2 separate regions of the Homo sapiens genome follow, and region 2 is linked to region 1. A link is a loop called in an ENCODE intact Hi-C map of the cell type or tissue named here. Cell type or tissue: psoas muscle. All regions are shown on one strand. Links, peaks and the distances in the headings refer to the core of each region. The heading gives the core; the rest is flanking DNA. Region 1 overlaps ART3 (ADP-ribosyltransferase 3 (inactive)). Region 2 overlaps USO1 (USO1 vesicle transport factor).

Evidence for each region. A loop is a pair of places that touch in the nucleus more often than their neighbours do. Peaks named below come from ENCODE experiments on the same cell type or tissue, not always from the same donor. Only the 100,000 strongest peaks of a DNase experiment are listed, where the experiment ranks them.
Region 2: a loop joins it to region 1, with 2.9 times the contacts of the local background. A loop is called at or near these places in 2 of 110 quality-filtered maps.

What each region holds. Positions count from the first base shown.
Region 1 is chr4:76,111,152-76,120,268 of GRCh38, forward strand. ART3 (ADP-ribosyltransferase 3 (inactive)) reads left to right here. Exons shown (of 12, transcript NM_001130016.3): 12 at 1,235-1,635. The coding sequence ends at 1,368. It overlaps NUP54 (nucleoporin 54), which reads right to left. Exons shown (of 12, transcript NM_017426.4): 10 at 6,924-7,043; 11 at 6,513-6,623; 12 at 3,513-4,343. The coding sequence ends at 4,215. Among named protein-coding and RNA genes, the nearest start is that of NUP54, 33 kb to the right of the region's middle. In psoas muscle, for the core only: no CTCF peak of the experiment used is centred there; no DNase peak of the experiment used is centred there.
Region 2 is chr4:75,791,086-75,800,202 of GRCh38, forward strand. It overlaps USO1 (USO1 vesicle transport factor), which reads left to right. Exons shown (of 24, transcript NM_003715.4): 13 at 2,605-2,816; 14 at 8,537-8,647. Among named protein-coding and RNA genes, the nearest start is that of USO1, 71 kb to the left of the region's middle. In psoas muscle, for the core only: no CTCF peak of the experiment used is centred there; no DNase peak of the experiment used is centred there.

The DNA.
Region 1 (9,117 bases), core at 343-8,342:
GTGTTGCTAAACATCTCTGAGGAGTTCATCTCCAGTAAATTGCACATCACAGCAAAAAGTGATCTCTCACAGTTCTCCTGTATTTTTTGTCATGTTTGGTGCAATACCAAAAACCTTGAATAACACCATAGGACTCAAAGGAAGTGCCACTAGTGAGGCCGGAAGTCTCACAAGCAGAGAGAAGCCATGACATTACAAGAAAAAGTTGAATTGCTTGATATATAGATTCAGGTCTGCAGCTGCAGTTGCCAGCCATTTCAGACAGATAATTCATCTTATAAACAGATGATGTAAACTTTGGGTATTAGTAAATACAGTACAGTACTGTAAATGTGTTTTCTCTTCCTTATGATTTTAATATTTTTTCTCTATTTTATTGTAAAAATACAGTTTATTTATTTATTTATTTGAGCTGGAGTCTTGCTCTATCACCCAGGATGGAGTGCAGTGGTGCAATCTCTGCTCACTGCAAGCTCTGCCTCCCAGGTTCACACCATTCTCCTGCCTCAGCCTCCTGAGTAGCGGGGACTACAGGCGCCCGCCACCACGCCCGGCTAATTCTGTATATTTAGTAGAGACGGGGTTTTGCCGTGTTAGCCAGGATGGTCTCGATCTCCTGACCTCATGATGTGCCTGCCTCCGCCTCCCACAGTGCTGGGATTACAGGCGTGAGCCACCACGCCCAGCCAAAATACAGTATATAATACATTTACAAAATATGTGCTAATCAATTATTTTTATCTTTTTAAAAATAGAGATGGGGTCTCGCTATGTTGCCCAGGCTCAAACTCCTGGTCTCAAGTGGTCCTCCTGCCTTGGCCTCCTAAAATGCTGGAATTACAGGTGTGAGCCACCATGCCCCAACCAGAATACAGTATATAATACATATAACATATAAAATATGTTAATCAACAATTTCTATTATCAGTAAGGCTTCCAGTTAATGGTAGGCTATTAGTAGTTAAGTTTTTGGGAATCAGGTTACATGTAGGTTTTCATTGTGTGGGGGTTGGCACCCCAACACCCGTATTAAGGGTCAACTGTATATGGAAATATAGCCTGAAATCTGTAATGAATTACACTTATTTGAAAATTGCTTTTGGCTGGAAGTATTTCAGGTAAGTTTCTACTTCAACTTTAGTGTCATTGTTTACATATTCAGGATATATTTTATAGGTGGATGATACTTGACATAAAAAATGATGTGTCAGTGACTGTGTATTCTTGTTAACAGCTCCAGGTCCAGTTCCTGTTCCAGGTCCCAAAAGCCATCCTTCTGCATCCTCGGGCAAACTGCTGCTTCCACAGTTTGGGATGGTCATCATTTTAATCAGTGTTTCTGCTATAAATCTCTTTGTTGCTCTGTAGTTTGATGCATTGTTTATCTTTCTTATTCTTTACTTGAAATAACTATAGGGATCCACAGGAGATCAAAAGGAATGATGTATTTTTTACGTGTTGGCCAAAGTCACTGGATAAAATGAGAATTGTATATTTGTTATTCATTTTGCAAATTCAGAAAGTTGGTCCAGATATATGTCACAGAACTTTTCACTTGTATACTACTCTTACAATGGAAAAAAATCCCGAAAACTGTATACTTCTGATTAAATTCAATAAAAGATTTTGATTAGATATTTCAGAATTGCCAGTATGCTCAATACTGTTAGTGTTTAACATCAATTTAATATCTGAATTAGAACTTTAAGGATAGTCTACTCATCTCTTTGTCTTAGTCTGTTTGGGTTGCTGTAACAGACCACTGTAGACTAGGTAACTTGTAAGCAACATTTATTTATTTCTCACAGTTCCAGAGGCTGGGAAGTCCAAGATCAAGGTGCCAGCAGACTTAGTTTCTGGTGAGTGTCCTCTTCCTTGTCCTTTCCTCACCATCTCACATGGCAGAAGGGACAAGAGAGATAGAGCACTAATCCCATTCATGAAGGCTCCACCCTCATCATGACCTCCCAAAAGCCATACCTCCTAAAATCACCATATTGAGTGTTAGGATTTCAAGATGAATTTTTTGAGAACACAAACTACTCAGTCTATAACACTTGCTTCGATAACTGAGTCTAGTTATCTCACCAGTTATATGCTCAAGGACCACAGGCCTGCCTTATATATGCAGTCACCAGTGGGACAGAAACCCAACAGGATGACTGGGCCTGCCTTTTTAAAAGGCTGACCTTAGGCCCTGTCTGGTATATTTATCTGGTTGAACTAGCAACCAGCAATATTAGAACATGAAAAATCAAAGGCTAGAGAAGCGACCATGGTATGCATGATGAGTGATCCATCCACTAGATTATATAGCTCAGTGAGTAACAATTCTCATCAATTAGACCAACAACTCTTCCTACTATAAGGGGGTGTGCAGAGGGACAAAAACTCCTATACTTGGCTACATGGGTAAGAATGATGGACATGCAGATCTTCTGGGCCACGGAGAAAATGTGGACAAGGCAAGAAATTCCTGTCCCAACACTGTTGGTATTGCAATATAATGGGTAGGAAAGAATGATGAGAGGGTAGTAGAGTAGTGTAACAAATTTACACACCATAAACTTGGCAAAAGTAGCTGCATACTTCTGGCAGTCAATTTGGAAAGAAACAATCAGTTTTAAAGTTCCTAGTCTTGGCCAGGCATGGAGGTTCAGGCCTGTAATCCTAGCACTTTGGCAGGCCAAGGTAGGAGGATTGCTGGAGTCTAGGAGTTCAAGACCAGCCTGGGCAACATAACAAGACCCCATCTCTACACAAAATAAAAAATAATAGCCAGTTGTGGTGGTGCATGCCTGTAGTCCCAGCTACTCAAGAGTCTGAGGTGGGAGGACTGCTTAAACCCAGGAGGTCAAGGCTGCAGTGAGTCGTGATTGTGCCACTGTACCCCAGCCTGGGTGACAGAGAGACTTGTCTCAAAAAAAAAAAAAAAAAAAAAAACCCACAAAAAATCCTAGTCTACACAACTGTAACCTATACAACTGAGGAGAAATCTCTTCAGTGGATTCTCAGAGGATGGACTCCAGATAGATATACAGTGCATCACACTCTTCACCATCCCCATAGTAAATACAATAGCAAGATTCATGGGCCTGTTTCTTCTAACACCTGTCAATACAAGCCAAAGCATCACAGAGAAGTGCAAAGTTAAAGCATCTCAAAAGCGGCCAACATGATGCAGCCCAAATATAGTGTAGTCAGAAATACTGTTTAAAATGATCCACTGGTTAAAGACCCACTATTTAACACTACTTAATCTGTTTAACTCAGATTTTCTAGTATTTCGAATACTAATGACATATTAGGGAATTCTTAATACTAGATGATATCTGAAGTAAGTTTTACTTGCCATACCCTAATCAAAATATAACAGCACTGACAAAAATCCCTAGGAGGCAAAAATAAGACTTAAGACTAAAATTCCTGACTTGTGATTATGAATTTAGTACCTATGTGGACAAAAAATGGTCATTCCTCAAAAGCCAAATAAAGCACCAGACAGAATTATATAAAAGTAATTACAAATTAAGAATTTATTTATAAGTTTTCATCTTTTTAGAAATAAAAAGGCTTAAAAAACAAAATGGTTGCAAAAATGGTTAAGTAGTTTTGTTATATCCTAATTGCTTAGGTGTGCTCTGTAAATTCCAAATAAGTAAAATAATATAAAAATACATTTTCATATCTTTATAGAACAAAAACAAAACATTAAATGCTTTTGGATTTTCTTTACTCCTCCCACAGATGAGTTCACAAATACAAAAACTGGTGTACATTTATACTCAAGTACAAATCTCCAACAGCCAAGTAATTATAGTTTGTTCTGTTATGTGCAAAGTAGATTATTTCATATTTACTTGGTATGGAAAGCAGAGTACAGGCTCAATGGACAATAATCATTAAACACAGATTATGTTTAAGAAAATGCTGTTGTAAAAATGTACAATAGTACATACAATTTTGGTAATTATGCACTTCTTTTAAAGTAAATACAGCTTTTAGATATAAATCTTTCAAAGGTTTTCTTTGAAGAGCTGTGAGGTGACTATTTCAGATTTGATGAACAGTAATTTGTCAGTAAACTTCTCAAAAAACCAATCCAAGAAAGAATTGTTTTCTTTTTCCCTCCATGTGGTCGGTTTCATTCTTAAGGAAGGTCTGATGCAGTAAGAAGATGCATTTCACAAACCTTTACACAAGTTTGTGAACTGTCAACTAAAGACACCACCTCTGATGTGGATGGTTTCATTCAATCCATGTTCGACCAGCTTTATATCTTCTAGATCGTCTTTAATGATGCTAATCAAATGGCTAAGGCCTTCCTGTTGTTGTTTCAAATGCTAGAACAAATTAAGAAACAACATATTAATGTATTAATTTCTTAAAACTGCAAGCTAGTCACAGGAAAAAAGACTCCACTTTGACTATTTTACTAGCAACACAGTACCTAGTAAGTGCTCTAAATATAGAGGGCATGCATATTTAAACATTTGTACTACATCTTTTGCTAACAGTGAAAGACAAACTCTAAAGAACAATAAAATCAAACAAATATATAATGAACAATATCTTCCAACAAAAATGTTTTTTAGATAGCTATTCCTTTTACCAACTTTTGATAAAGGCATGATAATAAAACAGAACTCAAAGGAGGTATTCAAATATAGATGACTAGCAAAATAACATTCTGAAAACTGAGAATATTCATGTTTTGAAGTACAAAGTACATAGTGATAATGGTGGTGATGACTACAGATGCTAACATTTTTTTAAGACTCCTCCTCATGGGTTAAGGTGCTGTTTTAACAGTACTGGTATTCACTCACTTAACTCATTTAAAATCCTTTTGAGCCCCCTTTGGGGTACCATTATCATCTCGACAGTTAAAGAAACTACAGGTAAATAACCTGCCCAAGGTCATAAAGTAGATGGTGAACCATGATTCAATCCCAAAACAATACACTGCTCATAATTTTAAAAAAGACAGGTGTTTAAATTATTCCCAGTTTTATTGCATATATCAACTCTATTTAATACAACTATTTATTTCAATATACTGGAACCTGTTAATTTATTGCAAATACTTAAAACAATGGAATATAATTGGTTATGTGTGTAATATCCAAGAACCTGGAAGCCAAAGTAGTTTTTGGTTGCATAAAACCAGCCATATCCATTCTAACATAATAAAATTGGATTTGTTGATGACATTTATAATCTTTATCTAAAATCCTCAGGGCCATGCCAACAGTCATTAGCTACCTAGTATGTTCCACAAAGTTCATCATCTTCATATATTTTCTTTAGATACAACTGTTCATTTTCATTAAACCAATCTGCATTTATACTAATGAAAATAAGCCAAAGCAGTGTTTCCCAACTTTTTCACACAATGTGAAAACCCTAGAAAAGTGGTTGGAGGTTCTGGCCACCTCAACCTACCTCCATCCAGATCTCCTGAGAGCTTAGGGGACAGATCAATAACCAAATGTTTATAACTTACATGCGACATATAGGCAGGGAAGGTATTATCTAGAGCAGTTGCTTCTCAAACTTTAAAGTGCATACAAATCATTCTATGATCTTGATAAAATGCAGATTGAGTACGTCTGGAGTAAGGACTGAAATTTTGCATTTCTAATGACCTTCCAGGTGCGGCTACTACCTACACTTTAAGGAGCAAGGTCTAGGAAACTTTAGTGTCTCTACTACCTCTAAATTCATCTTTTTGGCGAGGAGAGGGATAATTCACTTTTTTAAACAGTGGCAAAACAGGCATACCATAAAATTTTGCCTGTAACTATTTTTAAGTATACAGTTCAGTGGCATTAGGTACATTTATGCTGTTGTGCAATAATCAACACTATCCACTTTGTTTAGAACTTTTCATCTTCTCAAGTTGAAATTCTGTACCAGTTAAGTTCCTCCCATCCCCTCCTCCCCTCACACCCTGGCAACCACCTTTCTACTCTCTATTAATTGGACTACTAGGTACTTTTCATAAGTGAAATCATAAATATTTCCCTTTTATGAGTGGCTTATTTCATGAAGCATAACTTCTTCAAGGTCAAATTGCATTGTAGCATGTGTCAGAATTTCATTCTTTTTTCAAGGCTGAATAATATTCCATTGTGTGTCTATATACTACATTTTGTTTCTCTATTCTTTGATTGATTCTTGGGTTATCTCCACATTTTGACTATTGTGAATAAAGATGCTATGAACATGGGTGTACAAATATGTTTTGAGTCCCTGCTTCCAACGTACTTGGGTATATATCCAGAAGTAGACCTGCTAGATCATATCGTAATTCTATCTTTAATTTTTTGAGTAAACACTACACTGTTTTCCATAGAGGCTGAACCATTTTACATTCCCCCAACAGTGCAAGAAAGTTCCAATTTCTCCACATTCTCACTAACACTTTTCTTATTAGGATAATAGCCATCCTAATAGGTGTGAAGTGGTGAGCTCACACTTTAAATAATGCAGCCTCATGCAACACTTACCTGCTTGATTTCTCGTAACAGATCTGCATCTATGTAATACCTTTCTTCAGATCTGACTGCTCCAAAATGATTCTGCATCCTGATTTGAGACATCAATTCATTTAGTCGGCCCTAAAAGTTAAGACTGAGTCAAATTACAACTGCCGACGAAGACTTGTAAAAGACAATGTTTTCTTCTGAAAGGATGGTTTCAAAACCATCTATTAAAAATTTCTATTTCTCTCTCTGTACATTATATTCGAAACACTAATACTAGCCAAAAGAACCATGACTGAGTTTACTTTAGAAAGGAAGTTCTAATTGGAGATAAGAAACACAAGTATACAAAATTCCTGCTTGAAGATTACATAACTTTTTGTCTGCAGATCCACCTGAAACAAATTTTAGAATTATGGTCTTAGAAGTGGTTACCTTGAACTGAGTAGGTGCATTTAGTTCACCCTGAATCGTATCCAGCTGAACTCGCAACTGCTCTTCATCAGCCTGAATGGCATAACCACTCTTCCTTTGAATTTCCTGTTTGATTAGGACCTATACAAATAAAAACCACCAATAACAACAGAATCATCTCTTTTTAGTTATGCAAGTAGTAGTAGTACAATTAGTTACTGAAAGAAATCAGCTGAAAATCAAACAACAGTAGGGTTCAACAGTTCAGGATTTGAATTATGTTTCTGTCCATTTTAACTAGGCAAAAGTTATCATATAAATACAATGATATAGACTTAATTGTTTTTTTTGAGACAGGGTCTTGCTCTGTCTCCCAGGCTGAAGTGCAGTGGCGTAAACACAGCTCACTCCTTGACCTCTGTGGCTCAAGTGATCCTCCTGCCTCAGCTCCTGAGTAGCTGGGACCACAGGTGTGCACCACCGCACCTGGTTACATTTTTTAATTTTTTTGTGGCGGGGTGGGGGGGGGGGTCTCACTATGTGGCCCAGGCTGGTCTTGAACTCCTGGGCTTAATTAAGTGATCCTCTAGCCTTGGCCTCCCAGAGTGCTGGGTTTACAGGTGTGAGCCACTTTGCCAAGCCAACAATTTTAAAACTATGGTATGGCTTGGCCGGGCGCGGTGGCTCACACCTGTAATCCCAGCACTTTGGGAGGACAAGGCGGGTGGATCAAGAGGTCAGGAGATTGAGACCATCCTGGCTAACATGATGAAACCCCGTCTCTACTAAAAATACAAAAAATTAGCCGGACGTTGATGGTGCACGCCTGTAGTCCCAGCTACTCGGGAGGCTGAGGCAGGAGAATGGCGGAAAACCCGGGAGGCAGAGCTTGCAGTGAGCCTAGATCGCGCCACTGCACTCCAGCCTGGGCAACAGAGCGAGACTCTGTCTCAAAAAACAGACAAACAAAAACTATGGTATGGCTTAAAAGCAGTACAAAAAAATAGACAACATAATACCAGTTTCAGACATTTACTCACAGCCTTTCCAAATAAAGTGTTCTTTAAAGATGAGTTTATAATATTTAGGTCTAAAAATTATTTCTTGGATTTTTTTTGAGATTACAAAAGCAAAATGTACTTGTTAAGAAACAATACGAGAATGTAAAAGACAAATTTTCTCTCATACCCCCAAGACAAATAGTGCTAACTGATGTTTATTCCCCTGTACCTTTCTCCTTGCTCATCATACAGAGAGAGCACACACACACAGATCCAAAATAAAACTAAACTGTATATATCACTCTGTGACATGGTTCCTTTTTTTGGTTGTTGTTTTTGTTTTTCTGAGACGACCTTGCTTTCTTGCCCAGGCTGGAGGGCAGCTCAATGCAGCATCGATCTCCTAGGCTCAAGCAATCCTCCCACCTCAGCCTCCCAAGTAGCTGGAATTACAGGTGCTCACCACCATGCCTGGCTAATTTTTTTTCTTTTTTTTTTTTTTTAGTAGAGATGAGGTCTCCCGATGTTGCCCAGGCTGGTCTCAAACTCCTAAACTCAAATGATCCTTCTGCCTCGGCCTCTTAAAGTGCTGGGATTACAGGCGTGGGCCACTGTGCCAGGCTGCTTCTCTTTCTTTCCAATTTAACAATGCATCGGGGGAAAGGGTCTAAAGCAGTGGCCTCTAAAGGCAGACTCTTGGTTTGCTGCTACTCTCCAAGCCCAGCTTACTCTGTTAAAAACAGTGCAAATCCTTCCATACTCTCATCCATGCTCCTATAACCATATCTTTTTCATAAACACACACATAGACCGACTGCTTTTTACTCATCTAAGTTTTTAAAAATGGATTATATAAAATTAACAAAATTTTATTATCAATATTAACCATTAAATTTTATAATTAAAATAATTTTATTATCAAAATCTCATGAAATGCCTTAAGAAGTATAGCTCTAATTTGTTATTTTTAATGGCTGTATGCTTTTTAAATGTTATTAACCAATAATCAATAATTATTGTCTTGATGGATATACATTTTGTTTTCACACTACAATGCCATAATAAACATTTTTGTAGCTTTGACTCTATAAACAATGCTGTAATAAATTTTGTAGCTTTGACACTACAATGCTATAATAAACATTTTGGTGCATATATCTATTTAACTGGTATAGATCTTTAACAATGAGGCTGAGTTTTAAAGTATGTACGTT
Region 2 (9,117 bases), core at 855-8,854, 320 kb before region 1:
TCTATGTGGGGTTAATACCCCATTAGGAACATTGTGAGGATTAATGCAGTTACATGCATTACATTACATAAAGTACTCACGCCAAAACTTAGCATGTATAGATGCCAGTAAACAGAATCTACTGTTAATTATAATTGTCATTCTAAAGATGAATTTTGCCAGGTGCGGTGGCTCACGCCCGTAATCCCAACATTTTGGGAGGCCAAGGCGGGCAGATAACCTAAGACCAGGAGTTCGAGACCAGCCTAGCCAACATGGTGAAACCCCGTCTCTACTAAAAATACAAAAATTAGCTGGGCGTGGTGGCAGGTGCCTTTAATCCCAGCTACTCAGGAGGCTGAGGCAGGAGAATCGCTCAAATCCTGGAGGCAGAGGTTGCAGTGAGCTGAGATTGTGCCACTGCACTCCAGCCTGGGCAACAGAGAGAGACTGTGCCTCAAAAATAAAAATTAAGAAAAAGAAGATGAATTTTACCATTAAATCACATTTAACTTTCAGTCTGTTGTTCTAGTATAGGTTAGAGTCATTACCCTTTTTATGGGGTCTTTAAATATTTCATCTTACCTAAGATAAATTTTTTAAATGTTTACCTTTGTTAACTTTTAAACTTCAAGAGCAGTTTCATAAAGGTAATTGGAAACATCAATAAAACTCATTTTAATTACATACATTGAGGTTTTTTGTTAGAATTTAAGTCTGTTTAATTATATTTACCAAAAAAAAATTTGGTAAAAAATTACCATAAAAAATTATTGATCATTAATGAAAATAAGACCCTGATGTAGTAGAATGATCAAAATGTGGCATTTCCTTAAGTTTGTTTTAGAAATGTTGTTTTTAATTAAGGTAATTTTTTGGAATGTTACCATCATCAGTTTAATGCCGAAAATACTGTAATACAAGTTGAGCATCCCAAATCTGAAATCTGAAATGCTTCTTTTTTTTTTTTTTTTAACATTCCTTCAAACATTTAGCCTTTGTGTTTCAAATAATCTAATTGTACTCATTAAGTAATTTTGAAATGTATACTTAAGCCAGGCGTGGTGGCTTACACCTGCAATTCCAGCATTTTGGGAGGCCAAGGCAGGTATATTGCTTGAGTATAGGAGTTCAAGAACAGCTTGGGCAACATAGTGAAACCCCATCTCTACTAAAAATACAAAAATTTAGGCTGGGCTTGGTGGCTCACTCCTGTAATCCCAGCACTTTGGGAGGCCAAGGCGGGTGGATCACCTGAAGGTAGGAGTTCAAGACCAGCCTGGCGAACATGGTGAAAACCCATCTCTATTAAAAATACAAAAATTATCCGGGCATGGTGATGCATGCCTGTAATCCCAGCTATGGGGGAGACTGAGGCAGGAGAATCGCTTGAACTTGGGAGGCGGAGGTTGCAGTGAACTGAGATCACGCCATTGCACTCCAGCCTGGGCAACAAGAGTGAGACTCTATCTCAAAAAAAATACTAGCCAGGCATGGTGGCACACACCGGTAGTCCTAGCTACATGGGAGGCTGAGGTGCGAGAATCACCTGAGCCTGGGAGGTCGAGGCTGCAGTGAACTGAAATTGCACCACTGCACTCCAGTCTGGGCAAACAGTGAGACCCTGTCTCCAAAAAAAAACAAAAAATAAAATATACACTTATTTTTTATTATAGTCACCCTGTTGTGCAATCAAATGGTATATCTTATTCATTCTTTCTAACAATATTTTTGTACTCATTATCCCCATCTTCCCTCTAACTTCCCACTACCCTGCCCTGCCTCTGATAACCACCTTTCTAATCTCTGTGTCCATGAATTCCCACAAATTTTTAGATCCCACAAATAAAGGCAAATAAATTTTACCTTCTACCATTGATGATAAATAATTTAGTTCTGATTTTTATTTGTTCTCACAAGTAAGTGAGAACAAATGTTAGTCTTTACATACCTGGCTTATTTCACTTAATATAATGATCTCCAGGTTCATCTGTGTTGTTGTAAATGACTAGATCTCATTGTTTTGTATGGCTGAATAGTACTCCATTGTGTGTATATACCACATTTTCTTTCTGAAATACTTCTGGTCCCAAGCATTTTGGATAAGGGATACTCAACCTATGTTTCTTTTCTCTCTCTCCTTTTTTTTTTTTTTTTTTTTTTTGAAGATAAGGTATCACTCTTGTCCAGGTTGGAGTGCAGTGGCGCAGTCCATAGCTCACTGCAGCCTCAAACTCCTGGGCTCAAGTGATCCTCAGGCCTTAGCCTCCCGAGTAGCTGGGACTGCAGGCATGCACCACCAACTCCTGGCCTCAAGGGATCCTCCCACCTCAGCCTTCCAAAGTGCGAGAATTACAGGCGTGAGCCACCATGCCCAGCCTCCACCTGTATTTCTTTGTTCTATTACTTTTCTTCCAAGATAACTTTCTCTCATTGTTCATTTTGCTTTGAAAAGCAGACTTTTATCATTTTGAAAGTATATTTAATACTACTCATTAATACATGTTTAATGATTATATTTAATGGTATTTCACACTATTTTATGTGTACAGAAAACAATTTATTTAAAATTTGGTTTACGTCAAAATCTAATATATTTTTATTGTCTGCCTGCCATCTTTGTAGCAACAGGTAATTCAGTTTCAGCTGGCCAGTTATTATGTGGAGGTTTGTTTTCTACTGATTCACTTTCAAACTGGTGTGCTGCTGTGGCCCTTGCCCATGCGTTGCAAGAAAATGCCACCCAGAAAGAACAGTTGCTCAGGGTTCAACTTGCTACAAGTATTGGCAACCCTCCAGTTTCTTTACTTCAACAGTGCACCAATATTCTTTCACAGGTAAAGTTTTGCATAAGGGAAAAAGTTCTATACATTTTGATGTCAGTGATACAGGATTTAAGGATGTCTTTAGAAGATGCAGATGAAAAAGGACAGAGAAGACTTATTCTGTTTATTAGTTCATCATAATCAGAAACAGTTTTGTGGAGAAAAAGCAATAAATACTCTTAGAGGAATAGTTTTGCTAAATAGTTATAAGGTCTGCATCATGATGAAAATACATGTTCTGGGCAGAAAGGTATTTTGAGGGTTTTGTCTTGTTTTTAAATTATCCACAGTGTTCTTGCATGTCATTTTTCTCTTTCTTCTCAGTAACTGAATTCAGGTTAGTTTATGGGAGGGAGTAAAGTAGTTCATAGCTGTGTATTTCCCTCTTTCTCTTCCCAAAGCAATTGATCATCTAGAAACAATGGAACAGTGGTCCCTTGTATATATAGTTATACAGTATATCCCCTTGAAGTTTGTGAGTTCTTCAATCCTTAAGTCCCCGGTGCATATAATTTACCTAGTAAGATGGAGGAAAACATAACAAAAAATTTTTGCATGTCTTAGACTCCTAATGAGAACAACAAAGCTTTATTGAAGTGTAGTTGCTAGGCATTTAGGAATGTCACTTTTTGTTATGTGATTTCCCCACATGTACCAGCCTTGCTATTGAACAGTTCAAGTTCATGCTTTAGCAAAACTCTAAAGTCATTGACGTTTAGAGTCACTCAGGGAAAGTAAAAATGTGACTAAATCTAAAATTGTTCTGTACACTGCTCTAGCAGTAGTTATCCTACCCACTCCCCATAATAATGTGGTTGTGTCCTTCTTTAGTTTTAATCCTGCCACACTCGTTGAATTTTTCCTTATTTTGAGCTTTTAAAGAAACATTAGCTCCATCCATAGAAATTATAAATGAAAGCTTAAAAAGTAACTATAGTGAAAAGGAAGTTGAAGTTTAAAATTGGTTTACTTTAATTGAAAGCTTATTTTGTCTTTATCACTTATCTCTTAGAGATTAAAAAAACTATCCCAAATTTTTATGTCTTTACTTATTACTTGGCATTCTCATGTTGCTATCTGTTAACAACAGTTTTATTTTAAAGCCAAACAGTAATTATCTCTCTCATCACCATCACCACAGACTTCACTTTAACATTGAAATTACAATGAATGCCTGATGAGAAGTGCTAAAGATGGTGGTGTCTTCCCCACTCTTAAGTAATCACAGTGCTATAAAATTATCCTTTATCTTCTAAAATATATAGCCTCTAAATGTATCCTCTAACTTTTTATTGTATAAAAGAAGTATCATTAGAACCATCCTGTCCCAAATTATTGGCTTGAGTTTGTAGAGAGACTATGAAAAAGTATTTGAGGGATTTTTCCAGATTTAGACTTTTCTAAAGTAGTAATATGTATGAATAATTTGTAATGTATAATTTGCAGGGTGATAAGATCGACAGACGGGTATGTATCACTTGATTAAGCTTAGGCATTTTCCTCTTATAGCAAAGCTTTTTCTCTGTCTTGGGTTTTGCTGATTGGTTTTTTTTTAACTGCTTGTTTGAAGTTACATTCTACTCACACTTTTGCGTGTCAGCCAATTTATTTCTATTGTAAATGGCTCTCCAGTTTTTCTCCATGGGATATTGTATTGGTGTTACTAAACACTGTGGGAATGAGAATCTGAATCTATACTTGTGCTTCTTCTGGGGATGCTTGCACTTTCTGGATTTCCTTGGTTTCGGTTTTTTGTGTTTTTTCTCCAAGCTTGCCTATTTATTTCCTCTGAAGCCATTTCAAAGGAAGTAGAATTCAGGATTAAGAATTTTGTCTTTAATTAATCAGCATATGAAAGAATCTGATGATGATTTTTATACTAGATTATTTAAAATGTGCAATAGTAAGTATAATTTTATAATTTGAAATATTTTAAATGAAATATTATGGATTATTCTGAATATAATCCATATGCTACAGCTACCACTGAGGATTCGTTTTTGTTGTGTGTGGGGAAAGTGCTATTTTTGTTTTGTTTTGTTTTGTTTTGTTTTGTTTTGTGTGAGTATTTGGCAGAAAAGGAGTGTACCTTAATATCTATGTTTGGGCATGGGTTTCAGTTGAATAATGTGGGTAGTAATAAATGAGGTCCTGTTATGAATTGTATCTTTGTGTATGAGCATGATTTAACATGTGTCATTAACTTACACACACACATACATATTTTGCAGCTTTAGCCTGCAGAATTTTATATTAGGGAAAGTATTTTATAAGTATACATGTCAGTCATTTGAAAGGGAATTTTTTTTGAGGTATTAATTTATATACAATAAAATGCACAGACCTTCTGTGTTTCATGTGATGATTTTTGGTGTTTGAGTGTATCTCTGTAACCACCACCCAAAACTAGATGTAGAACGTTTTCATAATCCCAGAAAGTTCCATCATGCTCTTTTTTTTTTTTGAGACGGAGTCTCACTCCGTTGCCCAGACTGGAGTGCAATGGCACGATCTTGGCTCACCGCAACCTCTGCCTTCTGGGTTCAAGCGATTCTCCTGCCTCAGCCTCCTGAGTAGCTGGGATTACAGGTGCGCACCACCACACCCAGCGAATTTTTGTATTTTTAGTAGAGACAGGGTTTCATCATGTTGGCCAGGCTGGTCTCGAACTCCTGATGATCGCAGGTGATCCACCCACCTGGCCTCCCAAAGTGCTGGGATTACAGGTGTGAGACACCGCGCCCAGCCCGCAGCTTCAAATATTTTGTTTGTAGTTCTCTTTTATCGTGTAAAATCTGTGGTTTATAATTACCCCCGAGAATGCTCTCAAATTACAGTTTTAGCCTCCATTTGTTTTCTCAAATCTCCTCAATGGTTCACACACTCTAGGGGCTCTGAAAAGAGGTGTGTACTTTTCCTTTTATTTATATCCTCTGCCCATTTTATATTAACATACTTAACCCTTGTTTTTAATATGAGTTACAGATTTTTTTTTTTTTTTCTGGTATGTCATTTGTCTTTTGACCTTGGTGTTTTGTTATGGATTTTTTTTTTTCTCAGACTTATCTTTTATGGCTTCTGCATTTTAAGTCATACTTAGAAAAGGCCTTTCCATGTTCAGATTTTAAGGAATTTACTAGGCCAGGCATGGTAGCTCACACCTATATGTTAACACTTTGGAAGCTGAGGTGGGGGCATCGCTTGAGCTTTGGAGTTCAAGGCTGCAGTGAGCTATGATTGCTGCACTCCAGCCTGATAGACAGAGCGAGACCTGGTCTCCAATCCCCCCAAAAAAGACTTTATAAGGAATTATACTTCAATGTTTATCTTATACTTTCTGGTTTCTTTTTTTTTCATTTAATTCTTTGTTCTGTTTTTCTCAGCGAACTGTATGAGATACAGATCCACTGATCTTTTTCTAGATAGCTCTCCAGTTGTCCCAAAATCTTTTAAGTCTATTTGTAACTCACTGATAGTTGTATGCTACTTTTTCATATATTAAATTCTCATTTGTATATGGGCCCATTTTTCTGGATTTTTGTATTCTGTCTCTTGATTCCTGCTTGTTCGTGATCCATTATTCTCTCTTTTTTCTTTTTTTTTACAGTGTCCCTAGTTAATCTCACTTTTTTCATATGATCTTCAGAATCATGTTGTTTTGTTCCAGAAGCAAAAAAAAAAAAAAAAGCCTTTTAGTAATTTTTATTTGAATCACATTAATTTTATTCATTTATTTATTTTTAATTTATTTTACAATTATTATTTTTTTTGAAATGGAGTCTCACTCTGTCACCCAGACTGGAGCGCAGTGTTGTGATCTCGGCTCACTGCAACCTCTACCTCCCAGATTCAAGTGATTCGCCTGCCTCAGCCTCCTGAGTAGCTGGGACTACAGGCGCGCGCCACCTCGCCTGGCTAATTTTTGTATTTTTAGTAGAGACAGTGTTTCACCATGTTCGTCAGGCTGGTCTCGAACTCTGGACCTCAGGTGATCCAACGCACCTCAGCCTCCCAAAGTGCTGGGATTACAGGCACATTAATTTTATAAATTAACTTAGAATTAACACCTTTGTGATGTTGAGTCTCCTATCTAAGAACATGGTGGCTTTCTATTGGTTTATGTCCACTTTTGTGCTCTTTAGGAGTGTTTTAAAATTTTCCTTGTTTAGATTTTATACCATTTTGATTAGGTTCACTCCTGAGTACTTTATCTTTTTTTGTCTCTGTAATAAATGGAGTGTTTCATTCTGTCTTTTAACTGGTTATATTTGACTTTGCTCTTCTTATCCTTCAATTAGACCCCAAAAGCCATGCTTTTAGAAGATTCTGATTTAAATCTTACTCTGTTTTTTTTTACTCATACATCAGCCAGTGATTTGATAGGATGTTCTTATATATACATTGTGGGTATATTTGGTACCTGCAAATGGTTATGCTAAGTAATAATGAACTTATATATAACCAGGTAGATGAACAAAACATTTGCATTTGTAACTCGAGTAGTTGTAAGTTTTCTGTGGCACATAGTCAGTTGGCAGTGACTGGTTTTTAACTTTCCAATTTACATGGATGACTTGAAGATATATTGTGGGCATGGTAATGACGTAGAGGCAAGGAAACAGTAAAAATAATGCATCATGTAAAAACTAAATTTGTATCAGTGCTTACCTGGCAAATCATTTGAAGAGGTCCTGTTTGAACTTAATTCAATATTAAATATACCTAAAAATAGATTATAGAAGAGTCAAGATATTGGCATCAAGGTTTGTGAAATTAGAATAGTCTGGGTGGTAGAAATTTTTCGGAACACAGTGATGATTACTTTAAATTCATTCCTTGTCTAGATCTTTGAATTATATTTCGGACATTTTATGAGACTTTCCCCAAAGTGATGCATTACTATTCTGATTTTCATTATTTTATTTCAAACAAGTTTTGTTTTGTTTTTTTAAAAAAAGATACAGGTTATAGGAATATAAATATGGGCACTGTCAATATTGTGAACTAAGAGAATATTCTACCTAGGAGATGTAAATGTGTTGTATTAAAATTTTGAAAACTAATTTTGCTGGATATGCTAATTTTCATTATTAACTATACTTGGCAGCTGTTAATGGTTTGGGGGCACTTGGCTAATTTAAATCTTCCTCTTGATTATGTTTGTGATTTCTCATCTGGTGTGTGATGACTGAATTTGTAGTATGGTTTATTTATTGTTAGAGAATATATTCTCTCATGGAATTTGACTAAATGATTCAGGGGATTATTTTTTGCATTTTTCTTGATTTTTTTGTTTTTTGGTTTTTTTTGAAGGAAGTAGAATTTTCCTTTTATCAGGAACTTGTTTTTAAACTTGTGACTGAAATATCATAAATTTGCTTGGCAAATTTATTGTAAAGGGTCTTGGGATTAATAGATTATTTTAAAGCCTCCACACTGATTTTTTTCCTTAGCAGACAAGGTTTTTAAACTAATCATATTTTAAATAACCCAGTATATGCCTCTGAACATGAATCAGTTCTAATTTCTGCACTCTGTTCATTTTAGGAAGTGCAGCCTGTGGTGCATACAATAATTTATTCTCTTGTTTAGTTTTTTAAAACTGGATTTCTGGCTCATCTCTTGTAAGATGTTAAAGTTCTTTTCATGCAAATGGAAGGGATCTTAGGGCAACTTTAAGTTTGAAAAATATAAAATGAATGGAAAGATTTCTACCAATTTATCTGTTGCAGGGAAGCAAAATACAAACAAGAGTTGGATTATTAATGTTGCTTTGTACCTGGCTAAGCAATTGTCCCATTGCAGTAACGCATTTTCTTCACAATTCAGCCAATGTTCCATTTGTATCCTTTATGTTTTAGTAACGTACATGTAAGTATTTATATCTTTTTTAGTTTTTCTCCTCAATTAGAAGTAGTTCTATGCCCAAAATATTTGAATTCTCCACTATCTTATCTGTGTTGCAACTTTTTAAACTGTTAAAGTTGTTATGATGCTTGTTTAAGTTGTGTGTGTGTGGTTTGTTTTATGCCGGGTTGGAATATATATATGAAATTTCTTTTTTTTTTTTTTGAAATGAAGTCTTGCTCTGTCGCCCAGGCTGGAGTGTAGTGGCGCGATCTCGGCTCACTGCAACTTCCGCCTCCCAGGTTCAAGCAATTCTCCTGCCTCACTCAGCCTCCTGAGTAGCTAGGATTACAGGTGTGCGCAACCACAACCCGGCTAATTTTGTATTTTTAGTAGAGACATGTTGGCCAGGCTGGTCTCAAACTCCTGACCTCAGGTGATCCACCCACCTTGGCCTCCCAAAGTG